2 separate regions of the Homo sapiens genome follow, and region 2 is linked to region 1. The links are chromatin contacts, found by POLR2A ChIA-PET in ENCODE. All regions are on one chromosome and are shown on one strand. The core of a region is the stretch at or near the end of the contact, and the rest is flanking DNA. Distances in the headings are between cores, read along the strand shown. Region 1 overlaps CA12 (carbonic anhydrase 12). Region 2 has its middle 11 kb from the start of MIR422A.

Region 1 (2,718 bases), core at 62-2,561:
CCCTGACCACTAGCTCTGGCCAGCCCTCTGTCCCTCCTACCCTGCATAATTAGAGCAGCTCTTTGCTGAGGAAGCAGAGGGCAGAGTCTAATGATGCATGGACATGCATGGGGTAAGCACAAAGGCAAGTCTGGTTTTTATTAGTGACATGGGCATGTGTGATGTGGAGTCAGCCCTCAGAGGGGACGTGCAGGAGAGGACAGATGGAAGACAGCTAAGGAGGCAAACTCCTCCTGAGGTCTTGGCTAGCTCCTCCTTAGGTCCTGGCTGGCAGCTGGCACCTGTGCTCAGGGCTGCACAGGTAGACAGAGGGCCCAGCATAAGTGCTGGAGGGAAACGGCTTCCAAGCAATAAGGGCCGCACTGAATGGGGCAAGTCCAACCAAAGGCTCCGTGCTGGGCATGGTGGCTCATGTGCAGAACTCAGCTTCTTTGCACGTACACTGCTGAGTCATTCTCCAGGGGCCTCCCACTGTCTGGCACACATGGTAGGACTTTTAGAAGTACAAAAAAGGGAGTTCTACCCCTACATCCTCATAGCTGAGTCACCAGGCTGACTGCATGGATGGCTCCTCCCTGGAGAGAGGAGGACCATCTGACTGCCAAGATGGGGCCAGCGCCACCTCTTTGAGCCCCTCCTAGGGTGCTGAAACAGCAGCTGAATGGCTGCTGGGCTTAGCATGGCTGAGGTGGCATCATGAGAGAGAGGCTGGGGATGATGTGACATGGACCTTCCCCGCCGGAAATCAGTCCCGCATCAATCCCGCTGAGCCCGGCAGCTTCACTTGCTGTGAACTGAGGACAGCTGCAGGTCAGGTTGTCATGTGAGCTAAGGACAAACTCCAGCCTGCTAAGGTATCAGAATATGTGCCCTGTGGGGGATGAAGATGACCGGAAGGAGGCAGGAAGGGTTGTGGGCACGTTCAGGTCCTTGGTGTGGGTGCTGCAGTCAGTTTTTGAGCATTCATCCAGCTGTTTGCTTATGGTCTACACACTTTTCGGTATATATTTCATATTCAATAAAAGAGTTACAAAGTTCCAGCTGGCTGGGAGATTCATCCTTACTCTGATAGCTTTTTTAGTCCTTCCCCAAGAAAAAACCAAACCAAACCAAAACAAAACAAAAAACCCAAAAACAAAACAAAAAAAACCCTAGTGTGTTCAAAACAACAGAGCAACCAGAAAGAATGACTGTATTGGAGCTAGACCCGAGAGCACATCATGTTAGCTGAGAATGGGCGTGGTGTTTCATCCCTGATGATATCAGATATTGGCTTGCTGCTTCTTGGATGTGAGCTGGTTGAGAAATAGATGAAAACCCCTGTTTGCTCAAGATCTGCAAAGTCTTAAACGCGATGGGATGGCAGAAGAACATGGATGACAAGCCTTCCTCCTGGAGGGTGCGCCAACCCCTATCACAGCCCCACAGGGCACCCGCGAGGCCAGCCCCTCCATCCTGTTCAGGAAACCTTGGAAAGAAGGTGGCCTGGCACGGGGGTGCCAGGTGGCTGGCTGTGGCTGTGGCCGCACATGCTTACAGGTCAGCCTGCCCAGTTCTCTGTTGCGGCAGGCCAGCCCTCGTGGCCCTCGGCTCTGGCAGGACTCGGTGTGAGCCGGGCAGTGCTGTGCATTCCTTTTGCTGCACTCCTTGGTTCCTCTCCCAGATAATACATTGTCCGTCTTAAAGAATTTCCTTTGGAAATCAGGGGGAGATCCTCCACTGGGGCAAACCTCATTTTCATGTCCCTGAAGTCCTCCAGGCCCACACCTCCACCCGCCTTCTGTCCTGTATCTGCGGAAATATTTATTTTCTGTAATGAACTTTCTTGGGGCTCCAGACACCCTCTCAGCCTCTTCCCACACAGAACTAGAAATGGAACACATGAAAGGAGGCCAGGAAGCAAACTCTTGACTTTCTATTCTTCAGCAGTGATAAAGGCACTGTGTGACCTCACACCTGAATTGCAATATAAAAAGCAGGCTGCAGTGAGAGCTCAGGGGAGACTCAAAACAGCAGGGAGCACCTGCAATTAATAGACCGAGGGCTCTTGTCTCTATCAAAGGGAGGGAGGCTTGGCCATCTCAAAACATTCCAGCCACTTCTCGCGACTCCCAGCTGCCATCCTGAGGATGAATAAGGGGCACAAAGTACTCTCAGGAGAGCCGGAAAAGGCCAGACATGTTTTTCTTTTTTCTTTTTTTTCTTTTTTTTTTTGAGATGGAGTCTCGCTCTGCCACCCAGACTGGAGTGCAGTGGTGCAATCTTGGCTCACTGCAACCTCCGCCTCCCAGGTTCAAGCGATTCTCCTGCCTCAGACTCCCAAGTAGCTGGGATTACAGGCACCCACCACCACGCCCGGCTAATCTTTGTATTTTTAATAGAGACGGGGTTTCACCATGTTGACCAGGCTGGTCTCGAACTCCTGACTTCAGGTGACCCACCTGCCTTGGCCTCCCAAAGTGGTGGGATTACAGGCATGAGCCACCGTGCCCCGCCCAGATATGCTTTTCCTATCTTTTCTTTTTTTCTTTTTTTTTTTTTTTTGAGACAGGGCTTTGTCATCCAGGCTGGAGTGCAGTGGCACAATCACTGCTCGCTGCAGCCTCCATCACCTGGGCTCAAGGGATTCTCCTGTCTCAGCCTCCCAAGTAGCTAGGACGTATGCCACCATGCCAGGCTAATTTTTAAATTTTTTAGTAGACACAGGCTACATTACCA
Region 2 (2,718 bases), core at 56-2,555, 490 kb before region 1:
ACAGTCTGATATACTGTAGATTTATTTGTTATTTGTTCATTGTCCGTCTCTTCCCACTTAAATATAAACTCCATTAAGGCAAAGACTTTGTCTTGTTCACTGCTGTATCCCTCCAATTACAACAGTGCTTGAAAAATAGCAGTGCTCAATAGATATTTGTCGAATGAATGAATGAATGCTGGGAACCAAGTGAATATTTGTTGAATTGAGGGGTACTGGACCCCACTTTTTGTTTTTCTTTGAGACAGTCTCACTCTGTGCCCAGGCTGGAGTGCAGTGGTGCAATCTTGGCTCACTGCAACCTCTGCCTCCCAGGTTCAAGCAATTCTCCTGCCTCAGCCTCCCAAGCAGCTGGGACTATAGGCACAAGCCACTAATTTTTGTATTTTTAGTAGAGACAGGGTTTTACCATGTTGGCCAGGCTGGTCTCAAACTCTTGACCCCAGGTGATCCACCTGTCTCAGCCTCCCAGAGTGCTGGGTTCACAGGCATAAGCCACTGCACCTGGCCTGGACCCTACTCTTGATCTTTGTGGATCACACAGACCTGTATCTTCCTTTTCAGAGATTCTTTAAAAAAAAGAGAGAGAGAGATTTTTTCTAAATCAGTTACCAAGGCTGTTAAATGGGAAAATGAATAGCTAGTCTAAAGGAGGAAATTTAGCACTTGTAGAACAGCAAGGGGGTGCTTGAAGCATGACAGCTGAAGGTAACATATATAGGTAATGTAATACAGGTAACATAGCCTACATGAGTAATGTCTAGTCTGAAAACGAATACTACTTTGAGTATTTAAAACAGAAAGATGTTAATAGACATCACACAAGCAATGGAAGAATCAAGAAAGCACTGGAGAGTATGACACAACTCAGATCAGCAGCAGCAGGAAACCATTTCTACTCCTAGGCCAGAGAGTGAGGAGGAAGGTTTTCAGGGCACAGGGACCAGGGACATCAACAGATACTTTCTTGTAATTCTGACAGCTGCTATAAGGAGAGGAGTCTGGGGCATCTGGCCGCGTTTCCAAATCTGCTCGGCCCTTTTCTTCCAAGGATGATCTGGTTCTGCTCTTTGATCCAGGGCACTGCTTTAAAGAGCCTGTTTGTTTGTGGCAGGCACCAGACTAGTATTGTCACTGGTTCATGGACTCTGAAAGCACCTAGAAGATCCACTGTTCCTGTGGCAGTGGATGATGGCAGCTGGTACACCCTGGGTGCAGCTGGTGTCTTTGATTTAGTACAAGCACCTTTCAAAGATTTCATTACACTTGAAAGCCTCACCTCCGGAAGGCAGTGGGTGGGGGAGCAGCTGTTCAGCCTCTGTAGAGATAGGACCAATGGGTGCATTTCTGAGGAAGTAGACTTCAACTAAGGAAGAAGTTTTTAACACAGCTGCCAGCAATGGCCTTGGCTCTCTTGTGAAGAAGTGAGCTTTCTGCTCCAGAAGGTATTCTAGCAGTCTGTCAAAAATCTTGCAGTGAGGAAAGCCTACAGTGGCCTACAAAAGCCTGCTAAATGCCTTCTCCATTGCTTCTAACTTTGCCCAACTCTGAATTCTGTGGGTGAACAACTAGCTCCTTTCATTCTGGCCCTCTATTCTTTCTTTTTTCTTTTTCTTTTCTTTTTTTTTTTTTTTTTTTTGAGACGTATCACTGGTGTCGCCCAGGCTAGAGTGCAGTGGGGCCATCTTAGCTCACTGCAACCTCTACTTCCTGGGTTCAAGTGATTCTCCTGCCTCAGCCTCCTGAGTAGCTGGGATTACAGGCATGCACCATGACACCTGGCTAGTTCTTTTGGTATTTTTAGTAGAGACAGGGTTTCACCATGTTGGCCAGGCTGGTCTCGAACTCCTGACCTCAAGTGATCTGCCCGCCTCAGCCTCCCAAAGTGTTGAGATTACAGGCATGAGCTACCATGCCCAGCCTGGCCCTCTATTCTTGACACATCCTTCTGCAGACCAACCCCATGTCTGCAAGTTTCATAACCCCAGTGAGAGAGCATCTGAGGGCAGGGTAGGCATGTGCCACTCAGTAGGCCTTCCCTCCTGTCTCACTTCTCACTCCCATGGCCAACTCATAGCCTGGCTTTTGGTTGAGGAAACTGGCACTTGGTGAGTATAGTAGATCGAATAACAGCCCCTCAAAGATGTCCACATCTTAATTCCTGAACCTATGTTAATTTACATGGCAAAAAGAGGTCTTGCAGATGTGATTAAATTAGAAATCATGGGATGGGGAGATGATCCCAGATTAGCCAGGTGAGCCCAATGCAATCACTAGAGTCCTTATAAAAGAAAGGCAGGGCAGAGAAGAAGACAGAAGCAGGGGTTGGAGTGATGTTCTTTGTAAAAATGGAGGAAGCAGCCATGAGCCAAAGAATGCAGATGACATCAGAAGCTGGAAAAGGCAAGGGAATGGATCTCCCCTAGGGCCTCCAGAAAGAATGCAGCCCTGCTAACACCTTGCTTTTAGCCCCATAAGACCCATTTTTTTTTCAGGCTTCTGACCTCCAGAACTGCAAGATAATAAACTTGTATTGTTTTAAGCTACTACATTCGTCATAATTCATTTTCAAAACAGGAAACTAATATAGAGGACTTACGATCCATTCCCATGACAACCAACACAACAGCCTGGTAGCTGACCAAATAAAAAGGCCAGGCATGGTGGCTCACACGTGTAATCTCAGCACTCTGGGAGGCCCAGGAGGGTGGGTCACTT

Evidence for each region. ChIA-PET counts read pairs that join two places held with the same protein, here RNA polymerase II (POLR2A).
Region 2: POLR2A ChIA-PET joins it to region 1 with 10 read pairs in A673. The contact joins two enhancer-like sites. POLR2A ChIA-PET finds 5 or more read pairs at or near these places in 2 of 52 experiments (A673 and activated T-cell).

The regions. Positions count from the first base shown.
Region 1 is chr15:63,370,269-63,372,986 of GRCh38, reverse strand. All of the region lies in intron 2 of CA12 (carbonic anhydrase 12), which reads left to right. Among named protein-coding and RNA genes, the nearest start is that of CA12, 10 kb to the left of the region's middle. Within about 2 kb of position 1,311, at least 11 of the 41 ENCODE cell types and tissues checked have a DNase peak (open chromatin) inside an H3K27ac peak, as active enhancers do.
Region 2 is chr15:63,858,903-63,861,620 of GRCh38, reverse strand. No RefSeq gene overlaps it. Among named protein-coding and RNA genes, the nearest start is that of MIR422A, 11 kb to the left of the region's middle. RefSeq lists an enhancer at 1,101-1,160. Within about 2 kb of position 1,305, at least 8 of the 41 ENCODE cell types and tissues checked have a DNase peak (open chromatin) inside an H3K27ac peak, as active enhancers do.